5 separate regions of the Mus musculus genome follow, and regions 1, 2, 4 and 5 are each linked to region 3. The links are chromatin loops, found by intact Hi-C in ENCODE. Cell type or tissue: left cerebral cortex. All regions are shown on one strand.

Evidence for each region. Peaks named below come from ENCODE experiments on the same cell type or tissue, not always from the same donor. Only the 100,000 strongest peaks of a DNase experiment are listed, where the experiment ranks them.
Region 1: a loop joins it to region 3, with 2.1 times the contacts of the local background. A loop is called at or near these places in 13 of 42 quality-filtered maps.
Region 2: a loop joins it to region 3, with 5 times the contacts of the local background. A loop is called at or near these places in 11 of 42 quality-filtered maps.
Region 4: a loop joins it to region 3, with 2.5 times the contacts of the local background. A loop is called at or near these places in 10 of 42 quality-filtered maps.
Region 5: a loop joins it to region 3, with 2.4 times the contacts of the local background. A loop is called at or near these places in 10 of 42 quality-filtered maps.

The regions. Positions count from the first base shown.
Region 1 is chr4:139,240,933-139,245,932 of GRCm38, reverse strand. The region is part of intron 2 of Capzb (capping protein (actin filament) muscle Z-line, beta); the gene reads right to left. Among named protein-coding and RNA genes, the nearest start is that of Capzb, 51 kb to the right of the region's middle. In left cerebral cortex, a CTCF peak has its summit at 2,870; DNase peaks (open chromatin) are centred at 3,114, 3,518, 3,554, 3,646 and 1 more place; H3K27ac peaks cover 2,857 bases.
Region 2 is chr4:139,128,167-139,133,166 of GRCm38, reverse strand. It overlaps Micos10 (mitochondrial contact site and cristae organizing system subunit 10), which reads left to right and starts at 2,054. Exons shown (of 4, transcript NM_001163006.2): 1 at 2,054-2,245. The coding sequence starts at 2,182. In left cerebral cortex, no CTCF peak of the experiment used is centred here; DNase peaks (open chromatin) are centred at 1,454, 2,074, 2,623, 2,839 and 1 more place; H3K4me3 peaks cover 2,234 bases; H3K27ac peaks cover 1,653 bases.
Region 3 is chr4:139,190,605-139,195,604 of GRCm38, reverse strand. Capzb (capping protein (actin filament) muscle Z-line, beta) reads right to left here and starts at 2,706. Exons shown (of 9, transcript NM_009798.4): 1 at 2,577-2,706. The coding sequence starts at 2,579. In left cerebral cortex, no CTCF peak of the experiment used is centred here; a DNase peak (open chromatin) is centred at 2,839; H3K4me3 peaks cover 3,199 bases; H3K27ac peaks cover 2,181 bases.
Region 4 is chr4:139,084,281-139,089,280 of GRCm38, reverse strand. It overlaps Nbl1 (NBL1, DAN family BMP antagonist), which reads left to right. Exons shown (of 4, transcript NM_008675.2): 2 at 3,633-3,827; 3 at 3,929-4,040. The coding sequence starts at 3,661. Among named protein-coding and RNA genes, the nearest start is that of Nbl1, 6.2 kb to the left of the region's middle. In left cerebral cortex, a CTCF peak has its summit at 3,044 (motif pointing left); DNase peaks (open chromatin) are centred at 3,037 and 3,836.
Region 5 is chr4:139,090,471-139,095,470 of GRCm38, reverse strand. Nbl1 (NBL1, DAN family BMP antagonist) reads left to right here and starts at 2,501. Exons shown (of 4, transcript NM_008675.2): 1 at 2,501-2,644. In left cerebral cortex, a CTCF peak has its summit at 2,839; DNase peaks (open chromatin) are centred at 2,403, 3,146 and 3,339; H3K4me3 peaks cover 1,812 bases; H3K27ac peaks cover 1,676 bases.

The sequences.
Region 1 (5,000 bases), 50 kb before region 3:
AGCTTCCACTTTTAAGGTGCCCAAAGACCCCCACTTCATATTTTAGATACTGAAACAGATCAGCACCCTAGAAACACATGGCTAAGAATTCTGCAGGAGCCTGAGCTGCAAGTGTGGTAACCAGGTGGCCTGGCAAGGAAGGGGCACCAACTGGACATGTTTGTTTTCAAGAAGTGCAAAACCAACCAGTTCTCTGGTTGCCAGAGCTTTAGTGCCATGCCTGGCTGCTGGCACCACGGAGTCAGCAGCAACCTGAGGAGGGGTTAGCAGATGAGGTGCTCCAATAGCCTCAAAGAAAAGAAGACTTCGACAAGAGGGGAGAAAGCTAGAAACTGGGCCACTTTGTGACTGGGAAAAACCCTCAGAGGTGGCCTTGGGTGTCTGGATTCCAACAATCTGGAAGGAGAAAATCCTAACGTGGGAATGGGTCTGGAAGATCTGGCTCCTGCAGGTAGTGGCCGGGGACGGCTTGGTGTGTCCTAGTTCACCCTGACTCTTTGCAATAACCATTTAATCTGTGCAGCCTACCCCACCCATCTCCTGCCCCGCCTTGGACAGTTTCTAGATTCAGGGCACTCAGGGACAAAGGTGTTCGCTCTGCAGCCATGAAGAGCAATGACAGGCTAAGAAAGTGGAGATGTCTGAATTTTGGAGAAGCCAGTGGACACAGATTTCAGGTTGGCCCCTCAGAACCTCAACTCGACTTGGACTGGAGGGCTCCTTCCCACTTGAAAGCTTTGGCTTTTCAGGTCAGGGCAAGTGAGGGTAGACTGTTCCCATGACCACCCAAGGGCCTCAGTGGAGGCCTAACCTTCCCCCCCACACCCCACCCCCACCTCCACCCCCCCACCCCCCCGCCCCAGCTTAAATAAGCTGAATCCCTGTCATCAAGAGCTGCCCTGCTGTGGAAGCCGAGGCAGGGGCTGGGCGCACCTGTGAAAACACAGCCCAGAGGGTGGCTCCGGGCGTGAGCACAACCTCTGGGTGGGCAGAACCGAGGCTCTGGGTCAGTGAAGCCAACACAGCATCAACTCCCATGTATTAAGCACCTCCCTGCCTCCCCTGTTGGCTCTCTGGAAGTGTATTCCTGACTCTTCCACTTACCCCATAAGATAGCTTTTACTGGCCCCATCTTATAATGGAGGAAACTCAGAGGGGCAAAGTATGTGTGTCCAAGACCTCAAAGCTAGAGGTACCCCATACCCAGTCCTAGGCAGCCACCCTGCTACAGTAGCCCTGGGGATGCAATGCTGGAGGCTGCGCCTTTTCTATGTGTATTTACCACAATGGGAGGCAGTGTGATGCAGACCTGAGAGACATCAGTGTCTCTTCTGCTAAGAAAGGACTGCTAAGAGAGACCCTCAACAGGAGGGTACCCACAGCGAGGTTCCTCTGCTTCTGGACCTCAGAACTGAGTCTGAGAGAATGAGACCATCAGGCCCTAATCTGGCAGAGATTGCTACCCAGAGACCCACTGGCCTAAAGCAAGAGCAGCTGCCCAAAGCCTGCCAGCCAAGCCTCATGACTTCTAACAAGGCAGCTTTCCATTCACCATCCCCCATTCATCGATTTTCTGTTCACAGGCCTGCTAGCTGTCAGAAATGGTCTACTGTGTGGTTGGTTGTTTTAAGGAAGGGGAGAGTGGGAGTCACCAGAGCTGTGACAGACTGTGCCCACTGCATGACAAGACTGGACTCCATGAGGCAGGCCCTCACCGTCCCATGCTTCAGTTTCTCACTTATACCTCACAAAGTCACTTCAGATGAGGCACGGTCACGGTGAAGATTATCCGTGACAAGGCCCATAAAAAGAATTTACCATCTCATAGCTCCTACTAACATCACTTCTGTTTCCCCAAGAACAGAGTCAAATTTTAAATGTGAGAGCAATAAGGACCAATTCCCATCTGAATCCTGGACCCTCTCAAGAGTCACAACTGTGTACTAGGGAGCTGACTTCAAGTGATAGGCAACAAAATACCTGGCTGGGGAGCGCTCTGGACCACCAGCCACACTGAAGTCTATTGTTCCTGTTCTAGAGCTGTTTAGGACTGAAGATGTACCACCGTGGGCTCTAGGCTCTCGCTGTCTGGGCTGAATTCACAAGAAGTAAAATTAAGTTCTTGTGTGTGTGTGTGTGGAGGGGGGTGAAGCACACACAGACATGTGCAAAGTCTTCCTCACCTGCTAGCCATCTTTTTCTTTTTATCTTTTTGGTGGGTTTTGTTTTGTTTTGTTTTGAGACAATGTCTCTCTAGCCTCATAGACCAGACAGGCCTCAAACTCACAGAGACCTCCTACCTGTGTCTCACAAGGCTTGGGCCACCTTGTTTTCATGCAGGCAGACCTCTCATGGCCCTGGGGATCACTGACTTTCCTAAACCATCTGGCCCAAGAGTTCAGGGATCTTTCTGTTACTGTCCCCTGGCACCTGAGGCCAGGCCACAATGCCACCCTGCCTTGCTTTTCTAGGTGTGCAGCCACCTGGGAAGTGGGGGAGGAGGCGTTCAGATGCCTTGCCAGCCTGCTCATTACCTAGCCAAGTTTGTTCCAGAATATCCCTCCTTACAGCAGCCAGAATGCCGCCCTCCAGAACTAGAAAGGGTGGAGGTGGGGTATGGGGTGGGGGTGGGGGGGTGCGCAGCTTTTGCACTCCATACTCATCAGTGACAGCACTTGGGACAGCCTCACAAATTGTCCGAGTGGCATGGGGTTTGCAGGGGCATGATGGGACAGGTCAGAAGGACAAAATAGCCAGGTATGATTACAGCTTTGGGCCATGGAAAATGAGTGTCTATGTGTTGGGAGGCCATAGTGATGGAGCCAAGCATCTTCCCCTGGCAAGTACCCTGTGTTGCCAGCTCTCCTCTGTCACCAGTGGGCAGAATTGAGCTTAACTTAAAACACTGGAGTTACAGGCGAGGGTAAGTCTGGGCACACCTAAGAACAAACTGTTACAAGAAGGAAAAGAGGTAGGAACTACAAAAGAAAAAAAACAACAAAAAACCTCCCCAGTGATTGATGTTTGCAAGCTGAGCCCTCCTCGTCCTGGTAAAACAGATCCACGGCTATTTTTGGCGTAGTCTTAAAAAGGCAATGGATGGATGGCCTGGTGGGTGCCAATCTGCAGAAACAAACTCCTTCCTCAGCTCAGGGCTCAAAATATACCCCAGCAGAGAGGTTCCGACTCTAGCTGCCAGTGTGCAGAGAGGCCACAGAAGGTCAAAGGAGCGCCTTCCGTCACATGATCCCTGGTCCACACGGGTGTGTGGTATTTTTGAAACAGCTTAGCAACCAATTTCAGCCAGTTTCCCTCTAGCACAATGGAATTAGTATGTAATAAAATGATGTTTTGGCCATCCGCAAAGGATAGTCACTTCCTACCAATCAGCATGCACTGGAATCCCAAGGCAGCAAAGACTGCGACACTGGGGAGAGGACCAAGTGCTGACCTGGGAGGGCAAATTGGGCCTCGGGCCTGGCTGCCAAGCACAGGGCACATTTTGATGAGACTCTGTAACCAGACCTTGCATGGACTAGACAAACCCCTCTGCGGCAGCCTGGCTCTTATATGTAAATGAGGGGGAGTGCAGGCAAACTCCAACATCTCCAAGAGCAGATCTTTTCCTCGTTGGCTTGAGCAGTGAGCACACAGGAAAGCTGTGATCTCCGTGTGAGCCCCGCTAAAGACACCCTGACTCCAGACAACGGAAACATGGCCGTAGGTAGTGCAAGTTTTCTGAAATTACAGCTTTGGGAAGAAACCAAAACCACACGTGATGCAAAACCACAACAGGACACAGAACAACATGTACAGAATGAGAGAGCTCTGCAAATTTAGATTAAAAAGAAAAAGCTGTCATGTCTAAGCACGACAGAGAAAAACTCAATGAGAGAACACACACGTTTGAAGTGATTCTCACGGTCACTCGTGGATCCAGCAGAAAAGGCAGTTCAAGTGCTCCACACATGTGGACTGCACCCACGGGGGACTCTGACCCAGGCCATCACTCCCGCACGGCCTCTGCAGCATGTTGGTATGCTTTTAACGAGCCACGCTTCACTGGACCCTAATCTGTTGAGACGTCACGCCCCATTTCCACCCTGACATCTATCATGCTTCAATTAAAATTTAGTAAGCACCCCAAATCCCAAACCCACTCTCTGAGAGGGGTCTGTGGTCCAGGAGATGCCAAGGCTGCTGGCTCCACATGAGGCTGCACCTTCCAAGCCACACCATGAAGCTAACGAAGTTAACCCTGAAAGGTCTGGCTTTAAGAAGAGAAGTCCTTTATGTCCCATAGAATATCTTTAAAGTGCAACAAGTTAAAACTATACCTAGGCATGGTAGCTTATGCCTCTGATCCCAGTACTAGGAGAGCTGAGGGAAGATGTCAAATCCAAAGCCAACAATAGGATATATAGCCAGACTTTGTCTCAAAAAAACCCAAGCAATAAAAAGAAAACTTTTCTAGAACATTCCTGTGTCCTAACATCTCACATTACAAGGGAATCAAGTTATTCACCATGCATTCTACACACAGGAAAACCTGGCACACCCTGAAGACATGCCATGCTGTCTCTTGCTGGGTGTCTCTACTCCAAGGTGACCCAGGAGCCAAGTATAGAATAAGAGAGACCCACATTCCTGATGCCATCTGGTCACACCACTCCCCTACAGCCTTAGTTTCTCAAAATGGTGGGTTGGGCATGTGGACCCTCAAAAGGTTATTATAAAAAATCAGACTGAAATTCTGCGCTCAGATGTAGGCACACAGAAGTATGCAAGGTTTCCATTACTGTGACCAAATTCCTGCCACAACTTAGAGTTAGGACATGTTTCTTCTGGCCCATGGTTTAGAGCTCTCTCTGTGGCCATGGTCGGTTGGCTCTGGGAGACTTGGGTCTGTGGTTAGGCCAAACGTCGTAGTGTGGGGTGAAGCTGCTTTCCTCATGCAAACATGACCAAAGGAAAAGGGCCCAGGGTCCCTGCACCTCCTT
Region 2 (5,000 bases), 62 kb after region 3:
ATTGGCATAAAACTTTTCAAAGTCGGGAGAGATTGAAAAAATTCCCTGTGGGGCTGGTGAGATGGCTCAGTGGTTAAGAGCACCGACTGCGCTTCCAAAGGTCCTGAGTTCAAATCCCAGCAACCACATGGTGGCTCACAACCATCTGTAATGAGATCTGACACCCTCTTCTGGAGTGTCTGAAGACAGCTACAGTGTGCTTACATATAATAAATAAATAAATATATTTTTTAAATTCCCTGTAAACATAAGTTTTACATTGTTTGATAGGAAGGACTAATAGTTAATGCCTCTCAGACACTAGTATGGGTGGGATAGACATTTCATCTGAAACAATACATAATAGAGGTTAGATGGAGGTGTGAGAATCCGCATTCTAAACAGGCAGGGAAAGGTGAGGGCTGGAGGAAACCATCAGAATCAGGGAGGGTGGTGTCTTGCAGGTATGAGTAGCCAGAGAGACAGACGTCCAGGAAGCAGGGACAAATGCAGTTTAAAACGAGATAGAGAGAGAGAGAGGTATTTGAGTAGTGAGAAGTTTGGTTTCTTTGAAAAACACAGAAATAAGACTTGGCTTTTGTCTTAATCCCAGGTGTGGGATGTAGGGCTGCTTCAGACTGTCCACAGCGCTGACGTGGCCTCGAGCTCTACCAGGGGTGTGATTCTGCCAGCTGCAGATGGTTTCTGCGACTGTGTGACGTTTGGATCCTGGGGACTTTCCAAAGGGTCTATAAATGCTAGGGCCTCAAGGGGCAGGTTGTTGGTGGGTTGCTGCTGGTTAAGTAGTAAAGTGGGAAGAAACAATAAGAAACTAGCTATTCTGCTGGAGAAGATCAAGCTTGCTCCAAGGAACTCAATGCCCCTCATCAGCAGGAAACAGTCTAATGATAACGTCACCTGTTGCCCTATCCTTTCTTATCGCCTATCTAGTGTTAGGGGGTTGAGTGGGTGGAAGAAAAGAAGTATCTATAAAGTAACACTGGTTGCGCTTTAGGGCTGTTTAGGTCACTCGGCAAGTAATAGCACTGCCTCTAAGTCTGGTGATCTGCGTTCAGTCCCTGGCACCCACAGGGTGGAGGGGCACCCACTCCCACTAGCTGTCCTCTGACTCCCACATGTGCCATTATAGGGCATGCGCAGGCACCCACACACTCTGTATAAAATGCAGCAGGGTGGGGGGTTGTTTTTAAATCCATTTGAATGGAAGTCGTTCATGCTCAAATAAATACTCCCCGACTGTGGCCATGCAGACAACCCTAATTAAACTGTGGATGGAGTGGTGCACATCTTTGATCTCAGCCCTACAAGGCAGAGACAGGTAGATCTCTTAATTCAAGGCCAGCCTGCTCTACAGAGCCAGGTCCAGGACAGCCAGGGCTACACAGAGAATCCCTGTCTCTGAAAAACAAAACAAAACAAAACAGAGACAATCAGAGAAACAGAAAACAAAACCAAACCCTCATATAACATGCCGGGCAGTGGTGGCACATGCCTCTAATCCCAGCACTTGGGAGGCAGAAGCAGGGGTTTTCTGAGTTCAAGGCCAGTCTGGTCTACAGAGTGAGTTCCAGGACAGCCAGGGCTACACAGAGAGACCCTGCCTCAAAAAAAAAAAAAAACAAAAACAAAAACAAAGTATATAACATATATATATATATATATATACACACACACACACACACACATTATTTTATTTGTTATATGTTTTATTATATATAATATAGATATATAATATACGTATATTTTATATATATACATGTATACATATACATACACACATATATACACATACACACATGAGGAAGATGGGGTTCAGTAGGTATAAAATGGAGGATGAAAGAGGGCAACAGTAGAACGGGAGGAGGGCAATGGCCAAAATAATTATGTACAAATATGAAAAACCCAGGAAAGACAAGGCCTTCTGTACTCTGGATGTAGTCAGTCTTCGCTTCCCTTCCGCTATCTCCAAGGTCAGGGTCACCTCCGGCTCCCAGGCAACCTGTCACCTTGACGACCGAGCGAAGAAAAGCCGGAAGCCAGGGACGACGTATGTGATCCCGCGATATTTGGCGCGCCGGCTCCGGCCGGAAGCTTATGGTGGCGGCCGGCTCTCGCGAGACTTGCCATCAGTAGGAGCGCGGGGGCCGGCCGTGAAGAGTGCTGGAGTTGCCAGTGAGGAACATGTCGGAGTCCGAGCTGGGCAGAAAGTGGGACCGGTGCATGGCCGACACGGTCGTGAAGCTAGGTGAGCTCATCTGCCTCTGGTAGGCCCTGGGCTGGAGCCGAGCGGCCCGCGCGCGGACGGGAAGCCGCAGGGGTCAAGCCGCGGCCTGCTGCTGTCTGGACGGCGGGGCGCGCTGAGCTGCGGGGCGCTGACAGGTGACGACTGTCAAGCGGGGCGGCGAGGGCGACGAGGGCGACGAGGGCGGCGAGGACAACGGGCCGAAGGGCGCGGGAGTTTCCGAGGTGGCTGGAGGTGCAGGCCCGGGGAAGCAGCGGTGCTCCGGGAGTGGGAAGGCGTGCGGGACGCGCCGGGAAACTCTGTCACTCCATGCCCCATGTCCCCCGGGTTAGGCGAGCAGCCGGCCGGAGCGCAGACGGCTCCCCAGCCGGGAGCAAGCGGCCTTCGGAAGAAGGTCATAGAAGAAGGCGCTTAACCGCCTCCGTCGGGCCGCGCTGGCAATTGCGGTCGTGCCCGGCCTCATTGATCCGAACCCGCCTCGGGTCTGCAGTTGGAGCCGGGGGTTATTCTCCGGAAGAATGGCCGCAGTCAGATAGATCGCGGCCACCGCCGGCCCCCTCGGTAGTCCAGGTTGTCTCTTTGGACACGCGTCCTGTGACGACACACTTTGTGAGGTCACGGGGTCGGGGAAGGAGGCTCGGGGGGCGGGGGTGTCCCATATAATAGTGATGGTGATGCAGATGTTAGGCGCGCTGCTCGCCACGGTAGCTCGGAAATGACCTGTCTCGTCGTGAGTTGGAGCTCGGTGAAGGAGCTTGCCTGAAATCGCGTTGCTGATAATGTGGCATAGTTGAGAATCCCTCCCCCCCCAGGATTTCTTCCTTGGGGTTCTCAGGCTCTCTGCTGATCCTCGTCCACTCCATCTTTCTCTTGTTGATTGTCTGCAGCTATTGGTGTGTAGGCCAGAGATCGATGATGAGTGGCTTCCCTCCCTCAGTAGCTCTTTGCCCTATTTATTGAGACAGTGCCTCACTATGGAGACCTGGCTGGCCAGGAAAACTATGTCAGCCAAGTTAGCCCTGAACTCAGACACTCTCTGCTGGATTTAAAGGTGTGCACCACTACACAGGACTCTCACAGGAACTGGAGCGCATCAGTTTGCCTAAACTGGCTGCCCATTGAGTTTTGATCGGCCTTCTCCCCCTCCCCAGCATTTTTTCATGGGTGTTGAGGATTTGAGCTCAAGTCTTTTTTTTTTTTATGCCAGGGGCTTTATTATCCACTGAGCTGTCTCTCCAATTCCTCCGACTCTTTCTTCTATACTAACATTTATTGTTGAAACTTAGATCCCATTCTCTCCCCCCCGCCCCCCCCCCGTTTTTGAAACTGGTACTCCTGCATAGTCTTGAACCAACAGATCTGCCAGCCTCGGCCTCACAAGTGAAGCGAGTGAAGGTGTGTGCTGTCACACATAGGTTCATATTTTATACTTCTTGCATGGAAATTATTTACGAGAACTTAGGATTATATCCTTAGATGAATATTATCAGGAAAGAATGAAATCGTGAGCTCATGGAAAGTAGATATGTTTTCTGTTTTTGTTTTTTCCCACCGTTTCCTAAGCCCCAGAAGACTGAGTGTAGACATCATTCAGGATGAATTCATACATGATGAATTGATCCATTACTTTTGACTCCCAGATTCAGCCAAGAACATGAGGGGCAAGTTGGCTAACACCCCTGAGCCTGTGTTTCTCCGTTTAAATAGTAACTATTGTTAACTTAGAGTGGTTCGGATGGTTAAATAGGCTGGCTTGCTGTTAGAAATGGATTGTTCTGGAAGTGGCCAAAGATATTGCTATACTTAATGTGTATGGGTGACTTGGCTGCATGTATGTCTGTACATCATGTACATGTCTGCTGCTGGAAGAGATCAGAAGAGGGTGTTGGATTGGCTAGAGCTGAACTTAGGATAGTTGTGGACTTGAACCTGGGTCCTCTGCAAGAGCAACTAGTGCCCTTAAGCACTTAGCTCTCTCTAGTCCTAGTCCAAATTGTTTTTAATGGTTTGCAATTTGAAAAAGGATTTAACATTTATATGCCAACATAGTCCCTAAACAGTGTGGAGTTCAGAGCGCTCTTCAGAGTCTGCAGAGGTGTGACTTAGTCCCCGCTTCCCCCTACCCCCCACTAGTTCTTCTGCTTTGATTATGGTCTCCTCCTCAACCTGAAATAGAGATTAACCTAAAAAGATAAGAAAAGTAGAGGAGCCAGGCATGCAGCACAAGAGCTGAGGCAGGTGGGTCTCTTCCAGTTGGAGGCCAGTCTGGGTTACATAGATAGACCCTGTAGATAGATAGACCCTGTCTCAAAACCAAACAGCTGCTTCCACAGAAACTTAAGTAGGAAGATAAGTAAAATCCTAGCACTGTGACTGCCAGTACATATCCAGGAGACTGTGGGATGTAATGGTGATACCAGTGGACATCTCAGGTAGTATTAGCCTCTTTGGTGAGGTTGGCAGAGGCAGGCGCAATCAGGATGATGAAGTGAGGCTAGACTGGGTGTGAGAGCAGGGTCAGAGGACATCGAGTCCGGGAGTGGCTGCTAGAGAGCCTTGGAATTGACTGGAGGGTGCAGAGCCCTTCAGTGAAAGACCTTTTACAATGGCTTGGGTTTGGTAATGTTTTAATTTTTGTTTGTTTGTTTGAGACAGGGATTCTTTGTATAGCCCTGGCTGTCCTGGCCTCTGGATGTTGGTAAAACATGAACGGATGTTTTTAAGACACATGAGATGTTTCTTAAGCTAGCCAGTTTTC
Region 3 (5,000 bases):
CCAGCCAACCCACTGAAAACAGAGCTATGGTCCTCTTCATTCATTACCTAGGATGCAGCCCCACTCTGCCACTTCTGGTTTGCCCAAACTACCCACATTAGGGCATCAGATTATACTAGCATAGTAGGCAGTCAGAAAACATTTAGGAGGTTGGGGTACATGAAGAACAAGTTAACGAGTGTCAAACCTGGGTGGCTGCGCTCACAGACCATCCCAGATCACACTAAGCAATCTCCTGTCTCACCCTCACTGTTGCCCAAGCTGGCCTTGAATGCCTTAAACAGCTGAGACTGCAGGTATGTGGCACCACGCCCAGCCTTCCACGACAGATCTTTCAGAGTTAGGTACTGTTCTAGGACCAGATAGACAGGGGCAGAAAACACAAGACCAACATCTCTGTCCCCTAAGAGCTCGGGGATCAGGCCCATAGGCTATGCTCCTGTCTCAAAATGGCCATTTCCTAACAGGAGAGCCACCCAGAGTCTGCAGAGGTAAGCACTTGCTCTCCCTGGCTGGGCCTGAGCATCCATCCCATCATTATGGTTCTTCAACAGTGTCATTATATCAGACACACAACAGCAGACAAGGAAGACCGCAGTCTGGAGGCTGCTAGGCAGGCTCCCACTGGCCAAGAGTGCTCTCCACACAGATGCAACAACATTTTGAATGAGTTACAATGAATGCCCCAGCTTTTCTTCACCTGTCAGATGGACAAAGCGAAAGCCTAGATGATTCTGTGGAGACTAAGTCCCATCTGGCCACTCCACCACCCTCTCCTGCTTTGGTGCTGGGAGTACACACAGAAAACTTCAGTCTACTTTGAAGAATCTCACCCAAAACTGTCCTGGACAAGTCCTTTCCCCCTGCAGACTAAGGTCAGGGGTTCAGACCCCCAGGCCCGTTTCCAGCCAAGAGCAATAACATGAAAACCTGTCTTGCCTATGCTTTTAATCAATATATAGAAAGTTTACTAGCCAATCAGACTTAGTCATCCCCAATACAGTTGCTGCACCCTTGCTAAAACAAGGCACAGGGTACCTCAAAACCATCTAGGGTCCAAAATCCCCTCCTAAATATCGACCAGGCAGGAGGGGAGCCACCTGTAAGGCTACACGGAGCAGGTGGGTTGCCTTCCCTCTCAGCCTACCTTACAAGGCTTCCTTGACCATGTGAGGTAGTTCTCTGGCCCTTCCACCACCAAAGATGGTGGGCCTGCTCTGCAGGTATCCAGGTAGATTAGGGGGTGCAGGGGTATGGGGGAGGAGGGAAGTGACACATCTAAGGCTCCTCAAATAAGTTGCTAGCATAGTGTGCCTGTCTTCATTACCAAAACAAACACCATGAGTGGAGTCCGGGAGCTCTCCGGCCTGTGAGTTTCTGCTCACCTGCTCCGAGGCACCTCCATAATCAGCAGTCCCAACTCTAACAAGCTGACAGTTCAGGGGGAAAGGAAGGCTGCGCCTGCTAGGATGCATCGTGTCCAGGCCGTAGGTTGGGCTGCTGAGCTCCGTGTCCCCCTAGCCCCAGGGCTGCGGCCTCACAAGAGCAATTGTGAGTTCACCCCTGTCCAGTTGGCTTACCAACCCGTCAGCACTCTGCTCCCCACTCAGGCAGGGCACCCCTCAAGACGCGCTCTATTAGCCGCACTACCACTAGGCCCTCCCAAGGGAAATGCCCTGTTCTGCCTTCCGGGCATACAGATGCCGCCCTTCTCTCCCTCGCTCGCCTGCTCACTCACACCGAAGCGGCCTCCCCAGAAAGGGGCAAACCTAGGAAAGGCTCAGTACCCAGACCACCCCCACCCTGGCTGGGGCTCTCCCCCGCTCGCCAGAGGCTGCCCAGAAAGAGCCTCCTAGGAACAGGAGAGGGGACACCTGGGTCAGGAGCAGGACACGGAACAAGCAGGGTCTAGATGGGAGGGTGAGAGCAGCGAAGGGCTGACGCAGGCTAGGCTAAGTCGTGAGAAGTCGGGGGAAGGGGACGGCTAGGGCCGGGGACAGGGAGGTGCAGGGAGGGGGGGAACACAGCTGGAGTAGAGAGGCCACACTTGAGGACCGACCGCAGAGAGAAGATTCCATGACGGTGAAGGAAACAAACCTAGGCAGAGTTCACTGGAAAGGGCTTATCGGGGTGCAGACTGGGGCCATGGAGAGGAGAAGAGTTTGGGGGAAGGGGACCTAGACTGGACCACTGGAGCGAGAACCACGGTCCTAGCCTGGGCCCTGGGGCCGAGGCAGGAGCCCAAGTACAGCCCATGGGATGAAGGCCTGCGAGAGGGGTGCCCGGCCTGGCCCCTGAAGGAAGGAAGGTCTAGCCTGGGATAGGCGAGACTAGCCTGGACTTGCAGGGAGAAGAACTGGGCTCCACATGGAGCCCAGGGCGGGGTCATAGGCTATCAGGGCCTCCCGCCGCCCACTCCGGACCCGAAGAGTGGCGTCTGCCTAGGGTCCGGGACCCCGCCCCTCCCCCACCCCGGATCCCCACCCTTCCCGGGCCGGGCGGGTCGGCGAAGGAGTGGACGCGAGCTCCGGCGGTGAGAGGGGTCCCGGGATGGAGCCGTGAAGGGGTCCCTTTACCATGGTGGCGGCGGCGGCGACGGTCCCTGTCCCGGCGTCTGTGGCTCTCCCCCCCGCAGCAGGGCCCTGCGCTTCCACTTCCCCGGGTGCCCAAGAGTGAACATCCGGGTCAGCGCCCCCCTCCCCCCCCCACCCCCCCGCGCCGGGCAGCCACCACCTTCCTTCCCCGCCCCGGCCAGCCCGACCCGCCCCCCAGCCGCCAGCTCCCGACCAATGAGAGCGCGGGGCCGCAGCGATCGCCAAGTATGGAGCGCCGCGCGGGGGGCGGGGACGGGGGCAGGCCCTGTGGTCGAGTGGGCGTGTCCTGTCTCAGGAGGGGCGGGCCAGGCGCAACGCTCCTGCGCGGCCAGGGCTGTGGCGTTCCGGAGGGACTGGGTCTACTTGCGTCCCTCCTCTGACTGTCAGCCTCGCTTCTCGCAGCTGCAGGACGCGGGCTAGCTGAGGGTGGAGCGGTTCACTGGTTCCCCTGGGCGGAGGATGCGGAAGGCGCCGAAACTAGGAGGGGACCGGCCCTCCGCAACCCACCCGGACCCGGAACTGGTGCGCCGGACGAGGCCCGGCCCCTACAGAGCGAGCGGAACCTGCATGGGGAAGCCGGCTCTGCCGCCCCTGTTGCTGAACACCTGCTATCAGGACCAGGCGGGCAGCTTTTAGGTACCAAAAGATGACAAGTGAATAAGCCATAAGGATCCCTGCCTGCACTTCATAGCTACCAGAGTAGTTGTGGGAAAGACCCGGGTAAGAAGACTAGAACATTTGGGTTCAATAAATGCTGTTTCATATACTTTTTTACATTATGTACAGAGAATCAGCCCGTTTCCCTAAATGAGTATCTCTCTCGAATCATATAGTGACTCAGAAATCCCTCTTTGTTTTCAGGTCTGAAGATTGAACGTAGAGCCTCAGGCAGGCTAGGCTAAGCTCTTCCACTTAACTGCAGCCCCAACCAGAAATTTGCTGTTCAAAAGAGTGAATTTTGTTTTGTTATCTAGAACTCAGGAGCCCTAGAATTGCACGTTTTGTTTATAACAACCCCCTACACGGCTTGCTCACCCTCCGTTTAGAGTCATATCAGGTCCTGAGAAGAGATCAGAAAACATCTGAGGGGAAACTGTGCCCTAGGCCTCTGAGCTTATAGTCAAGTGAAAGCTTGCAGGGACAGCCACCAGCAAAGAAAGCGTCCAGGTAAGTCTCTCAAGAATGACATAGACCAATATTACAGGAGTTCAGAGAAGGGAGTGGCACTTAGAAGGTCATTACACCGGAAGTATTTATCATGTAGCTATTGGCCAAGCACTGTGTAGGAAGCAGGCTGGAGAAATTACAGCTTTGAGCAAAATAGCCCATGATGGCATATGGCTTGTGGGTAAGATTTCACCTCCAGGAATAGAGCCTCTTACAGCCTGGGTAAGTACCCCTGTCCTGAGTTAAGGCCCCTTCAAGCTTGAAACCTGGTCAGAGACCAGGTACCCTATCTAATAAAGTATTGGGGGTGAGATGTGGAAAAACAGTGGATAGAGCAGGTAGACAGACGAGCCCTGTGGTGGTATTTTGGAGGATGGTCCAAGGGGGCTTTAACTCAGAAACTAACGCTTGACCAGATAGCTGAAGGTGGGGATGGAGCAGACCATGCGCCCATTGTCAGCACCTAGGTATCCACAGAGGCCACTGTGGCCAGCCTAAATTGTGTGTGAGCAGCAAACTGCAGTGAGCCTACTGTGTGCTGGACTACAGGGTAACTAGGGAGGGCCTCAGAAAGCTATTTGTGTGTCCCAGACAGTTTTATTTTAATGTCAGAGAAACAATACCTGAGGTTACCCTCAGTTTCCCACATACATGCCTTCCTGCATGGGAACAGACATAAAACACATGTACACACACACACACCGGGGAATTTTTTAAAGCATACATATTGGGCCTAGGGAAGTGCACTGTGGGTAAAGTGCTTGCTGTCCAAGCATAGGGACCTCTCTGATCCACAGCATGTAAAAGCCAGGTACAGCTAGCTGTGTATTGGAGAGATATTCCCAATGCTGTGTGAAAGGCAGGAGGATCTCTGGGGCTTGGTGACTAGCCAGCCTAGCCAAATGGCAAACTCCAAATTCAGTTAGAAAGGCCTATGGTGGTATATACCTATAATCCCAGCACTCAGAAGGCAGAGGCAGGAGGATCTCTGGGAGTTCAAGGCCAATCTACTCTACATAGCAAGCTCCAAGACAGCCAGGACTATACAGAGAGAAGACGAATTCTATGAGAGACGCTGGGTCAAAAAACAGGGTGGATGGGCTGGCTCAGTGGGTAAGAGGACTGACTGCTCTTCCAGGGGTCCTGAGTTCAATTCCCAGCAACCACATGGTGGCTCTCAACCATCTGTAATGGGATCTGATGCCCTCTTCTGGTGTGTCTGAAGACAACTACATTATA
Region 4 (5,000 bases), 110 kb after region 3:
TGCTCCCTGTGGGGAGCTAGAAAGAAAGCCTACCCCTGTCAGAATCTAGAACCCTGGGAGAGTCACTAGAAATATCCGCCCCATCCCTGGGTCTGAGGTGTGGCACCTGTGTAAAGTCCACCTGCGCTAAAGATGGCACTGAACTACAGGCGGGACACTCCCCTCCCACACCCAGATCCCAGGAACCAGGTTCGCTGTGACCATATGCTCATCTTTGGGGCTCTCACTCTTGTCTATGGAGCCAGGTTTCAGATGAAGCAGTGGCCGAGCACCAGAGTTCTGACAGGGAGAGGAGGGTTCTATCCCAGCTCCCCGCTCCCTGGACACCTCTCTCCCCATTTCCCCTTCTCTCATTTCCGTGAGCCTTCTACCCGCACCCACCTGCCCGGTAACTGCCAGCCCACCTGATTTGCTCAGGATCAAGCCTTGGCTTTTCCTACTGTCAGGACATAAAAGCTCACACAAATTCCAGCTGCCCTGCTCCCTACACCCCATGTATTCCTGTTCTTCATGTAGAAACAGCGGCTGCATTAGACCCGCATGTTATCCCCTCTTCTGGTCTTTGTTTTAGCAATCAGGAGATTCCTCCCTCAACCTCCACCAGTACCCATCTGTAACCCTCTGTTCAGCCCAGAATTATGGCCTTCCACCCCCCTCACTCAGCCACATGTCTGCATTTCCCCTGTGGGTAAATGTAGGGCCCTCGGGCTCTACCCTTGAGATTCTCTCTCACCTTCCTCGAAGGTACCCAGAAAGGGAGTGTCAGCTACAGGGAATGAAACGGCCCACAAGAGGACATGGCTCTTCTCTGGTGCTGGAAGTGTCTTGGGACAAGCTCTGCAGAGCCTGGGTGTTGATTGGACAGATGACTGACTGACTCCGGTCCTGCCCTGGCTCTCTGGCACTCTGTGTGACCTTCAGGGTGGAAGCTATGAGAAGCTGGGTGAGGCTCTGAGGGCCCAGGAAGGGAGAGTCTAACCACTGTGTAGACAGACACGAGCCACTGAGTTGCTGGTTGAGAACATAAACAAGTGAAATGAACAGAAGATGCGGTGGTAGGCAGGTGGAGGGCACCATGGTCTCTGGGTAGGGTGTGAGCGGTAGAGGAGGGGCTTTCCTAATGGCAAATTTTGCCTTCCTTCCCACATTGCCCAGCTTTACTCATGGTCCTGGAAAGTGAGGGTGGTGGTGGGTGCTGGATGCTGGTTACTGAATGGGTGCTGGGTGCTGAGTGCTGGATGTTGGATACTGGGTGCTGGATGCTGAGTGTTGGATACTGGGTGCTGGATGCTGAGTGTTGGATACTAGGTGCTGAATGCTGGGAGTTGGATGTTGGGTATTGGATACTGGGTGCTAGATGCTGGGTCCTGGGTATTGGATGTTGAATGCTGGGTGCTGGGTGTTAGATGCTGGCTGCTGGGTGTTGAATGTTGGGTATTGTATAATGGGTGCTGGATGCTGGGTACTGTCCTAGGAACATGCCAGCTCTGGGAAGGAGCAGTGTTTCTCCTTTACACAGGGAAGTAGGCTGTGAGAGATGAAGTCTTTCTTACAGCCACACAGCTCTTAGGCTGCAGAATCTGAACACTGAGAACTCCAGGGACAGCGGGCTGGTCTACTGGTGTTCTGGCTGCTGTCCTGGGGAGGTCAAGGGTGATCCCAGTGTTCTGCTGCCAGGCCCTGGTCAGGGTGTGGTGGGTTGGGGCATACCACTCTTCTGAAGGGTATGGCTAATCCTAGTTCCCCATGGGCCATCTGAAAAGGAAGACTCGTTTCTCCTTAACTTCTGCCAGCTCTAACAACAGAGACTGCTCTCTGGGCCAGGGACACTGCAAATGTCCCCTTATCCTGTCTCCAGGTAGCTTTGTGGTCAACCTCCAGGCTGATCTTCACTTTAGCCAGTCCCCATGTTGTGGCAGCCTTAAGCCTCACCCTCTCCGAGTTCTGGGTCCAAGTCAGACTCCCAAATCCATCTTGACTGCTGTTGAGACTCAGCTCAAACCTCAAACCTAACTCCTACTGAGACTTTTGCTTCCCTTCCTACCTGGGTCTTACTCACTTCCTGCCTGTCATGAGCAAGAAAGTGTCACAGAGTCAGGTGACACAGCAGGGACTTTCTGATGCCTAGAGAGGCTAGCCCCGCACAGGGAGGGCCCTGGAGTTCTGGTCTTTTTCTATGGGTTCTGGACCGCTTTAGAAGGCCAAGGTCATACATTGGCTCAGGTTAGTTCCTGGGAGTGGGAGGAGGGGGATGCAGGGGCTCTATCGGGAGCAGGAGGCTGATGCTGTTGAGTTGCAGTTAAGGAGTCCAGTCAGTTCCTTTAGGGTGTGCTTGCTCTAAGAATATAGGTTTGCTGTAGATCTTGTTGGTGAGTTTGGATTGTGCAGATCACAGCAGAAACTTATTGGGGTTCCACTCCCTCAGTGCCCCTGGATTCTCACTGTCCCCTCCATAGATACTTTTCAAAATACCTGCTTCCCCACTCCTGGTACCTGGCTTACAGAGGACTAGAGGAATACATCCCTGCTCCTCTGCCCCACAGGCAAGCGCATCCAGGCCCCTCTGGGGACTGAACTAAGACACAGTTCCCAACTGAGCTGGGTATAGTCCCTGGCTGAGTCTATCCGAACCACCCTGGGAAAGCGTGAATCTTATCGCAGCTGGCAGCTTTCACACTGTAAGTCCCCAGGGAATTCTGAGACACTATCAGGTGTGAAAGTGCCATTTATTTTACAGGTGGAGGACAGGTAGAGAGGAACTGAGACTTGAAGATGGAGGGTCACAAAGCACTAGACAGACAGATCCATCCCTTTCTTCAGTGTCCTGTCTCAGAGGGGTCAGGGGGATGGAGCCTTTGGAAGCACTTTCCTTGGTATAGGTCTCTCTGAACTCCCCCGTCCACTATTTCTGAGGTGTGTGTGGGGTGGGGTAGGGGATTGGGTGAAGCCTACAGAAGATAAAGTTGGGGAAGGTGGCAGAAGTCCCCCTCTGAGTGTTTCCTTTAAACACAGACTTCTGTCCTGCAGCGCCATCTAGTGGCTGACTGGGAAATTTAGTGTTTTACTCCTGAAGCAGAGAACTCTGTAAATAGTCTGGGGATAATGATGTGTGCTACACCCTGGTGGAGAATCATAAGAAGAAACATATCTGAGTGGTATAGAGTTGAGTATCGATGTCTTTTTAGGAGGCATGGACAATAGCCAGCCGTCTCTAAGGCTGTAATCAAAGGATTACTTCGGGTTTATAATTTGAGGGATTCGATCCAGAGCCGTCGTGCAAGCTAGGCAGACACTGTACCACTGAGGGGCATTCCCAGTCTGACATTAGTAACTATCCTACTGAGGACCGTTCAGTCTCCCCAGCGCTGGCAGGTGCGATGCTACATATAGCTGCTTCTGACGTTTAGAGAGGTCTGAGGTGTATTTGGAGCTGGCCATAGGGTAGGTGGGATCAGGAGAATTAGGAGTGCAAAATCATCCTTGGGTACAGACTTAATTGAAGGTCAGCCTGGGCTACATGTGCAGATCTGACTTTGACTCTTGGGATCAGAGTCCATGTTTGGAAGGCACCTCTGCTCCTGAGCACCTAACCTCCGAGGCTATACTGCACCTCACCTGCCACCTGTGTTTAGTTCCAGGGCTCCGGAGGTGACGGGCACAATGCTTTGGGTCCTGGTGGGGGCCGTCCTCCCTGTCATGTTGCTGGCTGCCCCGCCACCTATCAACAAGCTGGCCCTGTTTCCGGACAAGAGTGCCTGGTGTGAAGCCAAGAACATCACGCAGATTGTGGGCCACAGCGGCTGTGAGGCCAAGTCTATCCAGAACAGGTGGGCTCTGCAGGGAGGAGGAGGGTGAGGACAGGGACCGAGGGAGCCTTGAAGACTTCCCATCCCTGGAGATCGGGGCTCAGTGACATCTCCTCCCACAGGGCGTGCCTAGGACAATGCTTCAGTTACAGCGTCCCCAACACCTTCCCGCAGTCCACAGAGTCCCTGGTGCACTGTGACTCCTGCATGCCGGCCCAGTCCATGTGGGAGATTGTGAGTACAGCTGCCCAATCCCCGAACTGTAGCAGCAGGACTTGGATACTTACCGTGCGTGCAGGCTGCAGAGTTCTACTGCTGGGGATACGCATGGGGTCCTTGCTCCAGGGCTTTTCAGTCTGACACCAACCTGTAGAAGATTCTAGATACGTCTGAGGCTCCACCCATGTCACAGACATCACAGTTCTTCAGTCTCCACACACTGTTACCAGAATCTATGCCTTTCTCTGCCCCACTCAGCCCTATTGGTTGGGCTCACCAGTTTCCTGGCATTATCTTAGAACCTGCCACCTCTTCAACAGCTTAACACGTACCAAACTCACCTCACATTAGCCCTTTTACCTGCTCTGTTCTTTCCACCCCAGGATCTTTGCATATGATCTTTGCTTTGCTCTGAACTGCCACCCCTCCACCTTCCCCCTTTCTTCAGCTAGTTAACTTCTACTGGTTCGTGGCTCTTGGCTCAAGTATTATTTCCTCAGGGCACTCTTTCAAACCCTCTGACCCAGTCAAGTTGTGCCATAGGCTCTCAAGCCCTGTGTGCCTTTGCTTTGGGCAGTTGTCACATGAACAGTTTTCCCAACATATCAGACACCTGAGCTCCACCTACACCTGTGCCCCACCTGCACCTGTGCCCCACCTGCACCTGTGCCCGCGGTCATGGAGTAGATGCTCTGTAGAAGAAAGGAGGGGGAGGGAGGAAGACAGTTGGAAACAACTCTACAAGGCAAGAGTTGGGGTGCTAAGGGGGTTGCTATAAAGTAAGCCTCACTGTGTCGGGAGCTTGGGATGGAGCTCAGACCCAAAAGTTGCCCAGAAGTTAATTGTGCAGAGTTTGGAATCAGTGGGAGGATGGGTTGAGCCAGAACTTTCTATGAAGAAGGAAGGACATCAGCCAAGTCTCTGGGGGCAGATCAGGCAGTTAGAGTTACTGTTGGTGCACCAGGGTCTGGCATG
Region 5 (5,000 bases), 100 kb after region 3:
GCCAGCCAGGCCTGCCTGGGCAGCTGGAGCTGTGCTGCCAACCAGGTGTATCTCCTGGAGCTTGGAGACTCTGACTTGACAGGTTCTGCCTTTCCTGCTGGGGCCCCATTATCCTGGATCCCAGGGGTGCATCATCTCAACAGGAGGGGCTCTGAGGCAGCCAAGAGTGTGTGGTGAGCACCATGGGCTGTGCAATCAAATCTAGCCTTTGTCAGCCACTATTAATGTAATCTTGTGTGGGGGTGGTGGCTAATGATACTTCTGTTCTCACTAGTACAATGGGAGCAAGGGGATTATGGGAAAGAGTAGATGAGATACAACAGACTGCTTAGCTGGGTATAAAACAGTAGCTGCTAAAAGATACTGAGTTCTTTCCTAGGCAGGTCCTCTGTCCACACTGAAGCTTCCTGTCATCACTACTATGGGATATAACTCAGCTTCAGATCCTATGTCCTCGATTAGGTGTCTAATTTGCTCTGGTACCTTCCTGTGTTTGAGAGGGTGCTGAACTGTCCTGCCAAGGGTGTTGGCTGGGATTCCAGCCTTCTCCAATGGTTGTATGTGTGATTTGACAAGCATATTACTCCACAGAGCTTCCTACAGGGTGGGAGTAAGTCCTTTCCTATTTGCTTGGCTTCAAAATTACATTTATTTATATATTTAGTTAGTTAGTTAGTTATGTAGTTAGTTAGTGTGAGTGTGTTTGTGCTCACACTTGTGCCATAGCACACATGTGGGGGGGGGTCAAAGGTCAGCTTGCAGGTGTCAGTTCTCTCCGATCTTATGGGTCTTGGGGATTGGACTCACGTTGTTAGGCTCAGTTGTCAGTGACCTTACTCACTTAGCCATCTTATCAGCTCCTGTTTTGTTTGAGTCAGGGTCTCACATTGCTCAGGTCAGCATGTAACTAGTAGAAGCTGGTCTTGAACTCCTGGCCCTTTAGTCTCTACCTTTCAAATGTAGGGATTACATGTCTGCTGGGAATGGGTTGGGCTCTTACAGAATCTACAGAATGTAGACATCCACTCTTATCCTGTCCAAGGTCTGAAGTGAGATGGCTGGCAACCTTTGGCTGTAAAATGGCCTACACATGCCACAATGTAGCAAGGCTGGGTTCTGCCAAACCTTAGCTTCTGCACTTTATAACTTTTTGATGAACTACTCAAGTTGTCTCTGGGCCCTCTGCATTTATTAAATGGGAGATAACACGGAAACAAAATGAAGGGCTCTGCCCTCAGGGAGCCGATGGAGAAGATCATAAAGAGAGATTAGCACGAGCAGATATGTATCCCAGGCTGCAAGATCACTCCTGGAGGAGGAGGAAGTGTACGTCACCTGAGCAGCTTGGGAAAGTTTTCCACCTGGTAGATGAAGGATGCATTGAAAGGGAGACGAAGGGCGGCAGAAAACTCTAGGCTGAAGAACAGCACAGCAGCTAGGATTGAAGAGCAGATCGCCTGGGGCAGCCATGGTGTGGCCACTAAGTCACTAGGAGGCTTTCTTGCCACTCCCCACTCTCCATGCTTGGCACCTTGGAGACATCAGATGAGCAGGGCTGAGTGCATTCAGGCGTGTGTAACTGATACGGATAGGTCTCTAAGTCTGGACATTTTGTTTGATGGTGCAGTGGGCTATCACCTTCAAGGAACAAAGGCGCCCCAATACCGTCTTTCTCTTCTTTGTACGGTGGCCTGGAACTTGCTATTTTAGTTGACTGTGGGCCTTGCGTGGGCACCACTAGACCCAGTATAGAGGATGCTAGGGATGGAGGTCGGGGTTTCCTGCATGCTAGGAAAGCACTGCTATACTAAGCTACAGCTCCAATCCAGAGCACTCTTCTTACACCAATAGACCAGGCTACACCAGTGCAATCCACCTTATTGGATTTAGAGAGCTAGCCTCTCCCTGAGGGGAACCGTGCTGTCCTCTTTTCAAGGAGCCCTAGTGAGTCTGTGTTTTGGCCTCTCAGCCCTTTCTCTGGATGCTCCGGCTAAGTTGTTTGGAGGCAACTGAAGGTCAAGGGGCAAGGACACAGCGGAGATCAGAACTCAACCTCCCGAGGGAAGAACAGGCACAGCGTAGGATGGATCCCGGGTGTTGGAACCCCCAATAGGTTGGAGCGCCACACTCAGCTCGTGTCCAAAGCCAGGCTCCCACTCCAAGAGTTCCAAAGACCCACTATTGTCACTCCAAGGCCTGGCAAGATCTGACTGCCTAGAAAAGCCAGGCGGAGGGGAATCGAAGCCTGGGAAGCGGCCGGACGCTTGGCTCGTGCCCTTTCATCCCTGTCCCGGCCGTCGGGGAGCGGGGCCCATGGCTCGGGCGCCCCTGCTCACGAGTGGAGGGAGCGGCCCTCGCTCGCTCGCTCGCCCGCCCTGCCCGCGCGTCCCTCCCCTCGTCGCCGCTGCCCCCGCCCTCACTCCCTATTTGGAGCTGAGACACCCTGACGTCGGAGGCGCTCGGCCCGCCGCTCCCCCGCGCCTCGCGCCCGCCCGGGGCCGCAGACGGCCAGCAGCGCAGCCCAGCCGAGCCTCGCGGGGCCGCCCCAGCCCGAGGACCCCGGGCCTGCGACCCCCGCGGCTCGCACCCCACTTTCTAGGACCCCCAGGAGGACGCGCCGCGCTCCCCGCGGCCGCCGCGCGCGGTAAGTCTCGCCCGGGCCCGCATGCCGGAGCGGGGCAACCGGAGCCCCTTTGCTCCGGCGACCCGCAGTGTCCCCCGAGTCCGGCAGTCCCTCTCCGCTCCCCTCCAGCTCGCGACCCTCGTGTTACGCAGCCCGGCGGCCAGCCAGGCGCCTCCGATCGCCCGCGCTGGGGACGTGGGCGCGGCTCCCCGGTGGCCAGGGGGCACCGGCGGCGTCCGGAGCCGGTCGCCAGCCGCGCCCCGGGGCTCCGTTTCTTGTAGGAGTTTCACCGCCAGGACTGAGAGTAGGAGGGAGAGCGTCGCCCGGCAGGCGCCGGGCAGCGCTGGTACACTGGACTCACGCGTCCTCTGGATCTATCCTGGTCCCTTCTTAGCTGCTGCTCATTTGGTCCCTGTCTCCCATCCACAGGTTTCTGGCTCTCCATCGCTCCATTTCCTCTCCCCCGTGCTTTTTTTATTCTGTCCCTCTCGCCTCGATTTTCACTTTCTCTGGGCTTGTGTCTCTACTTTCGTGTTGTCTCTCTGTTTTCTCTCGGTCGCGCAGAGCCTCCCGACCTCCACTCTCCAAATCAAAGCATCCTGCCGGAGCTTCTGAGGCGCGGTCCCCCAGCTGGGTTCGTGGAGAGTGCCTCTGGCACTACAAAAGACCCCAATTCCTCTTCTTCCCTGCTCGAAAGTCTGGCCGGTGTCACCCACCCCCACTTGCAGGGGCAGAGAGGGAGAGAGAACAAGCGTGAGCGCCCGCCTGCCTGAGCTAGCTGGCGTTTCCAGCGGGGAGAGCCTTGTAAGCATTCCACCCCAGTGAGGCAGTGTTCACCGCAGGGCTCTGTTGCCGGCCACCTGCCCTCCAGCCGGCTCTGGCTCCCGGGCCAGGCGATGATCTTTTACAAGCGTCACTAAAGGGGGCAGCTGCTTGCCTTGGCCTGGCTGGGGGTGGGGGTGGGAAGTTGGGAGGCATCAAGGGAGAAAGCCACATTTCCAGGCTTTCCAAGGCCTTGCCCAGCTGGAAGCCACCAGCCTGCAACTCGGAACACCCCAGGAAAACAGCCTATTGGCACAGGCTGAGGGTGGGGAAATAAGTTGTCAACAGGCAGCCCCCCACTCTTTGTCACTGAGCAGCCAGCCTCCTGAGACTCCCACGGATGCTGGAACTATTTGGGCGGGTTTGCCTTGACTTAGAGCCAAAGAAGAGACAAGGCCGGGGCGTTTCCTTGGTGACCCCCCACCCCTCTCCACCCTTCCCTGAAAAGCCAGACCTCTCTCCTGGGCCTGTGTGCTGGAGGGGTAGACAGGGGAGTGGATGCTGTATCTTAGCCAGAGGTACAGCCTCCTTAAAGTGAAATTTCAGCTCCTTCCTCCTACTGGCAACCCCAGGGGTCGGAGGCTGCGGGGTGGGCAGGGTTGTTGGTGAAGTCTGAGGGGAACTTCTGTTGAGCAGATGTGTAGCTCTGCCCTGCAGCCGGTAGTTAGCATACATTTGTTTTGGAGACTTTTTCTGGTCTATGGGCATCAAGGGTCTGTGGGGCCTGACTGTTTGCATAGGGATACCCAGAGCTGGGCGGTGGAGCTGCCTGGCCCTAGGAGGTAGGCCTGGATGGCATGAGACAGACCCTGGCTATCAACCCACCGCACAGTTTGTTCAGGCGTCGCCCTGGAGCTGAAGGAAGGAAAGCCACCCTGTGGTGCTCCTGGGGTCATGGAATCCTTGTGGCCTCAAGCAGCACACTGGAGCCAGACTCTCCCCAAGGGACTCTACTAAGCCAGATGTTCCCAGGCTATGCCGACGTCTATTTCACAGGTGGTAAGTAAGTGTGAGGCTTACAGAGGTGAAGTACAGGTCACTGACACGGTCGATATGAACAGCCCTGCCCCTACGACACTCATTCCAGGATACCGCTCTCCCTCCGCACCCAGGAATCCAGAGCCGAGCCCGACCAGTGTGAGCTGGACCTCGGGCCTTTACACTGCTTTGCCCACTCCCCAGCAGCGGTTTTTCAGTTGATCCATTCAAGGAAGTCCCTGTACCCATTCCAAGACCTGGAGGGTTGCCCCACCCTGCTGATCCCCAAGCCCAGGGCAGCGGCCACAAGCACCACACCCTCTCCACCAGCCGCATGCGCAGTGGGCACCAGGCATAGCCTGTTTTCTCGGCAGCTAGATCTAGAGGGGCTGTACTTCCAGGGGTAGAGTTTGGTGAGGTCTTGCCTCAGCTCCTGCCCTGGCAAGTAGGTGTGTTGGTGACACTTGGCAGCTTGTGAAACCGTTCCCAGCCATCCTGCTGCTTGCTTAAGTTCCAACTCAAGGTATCCACTAAATCCCTATCACTTGGCAGATGCTTCCCGGATTGAGAAACACCA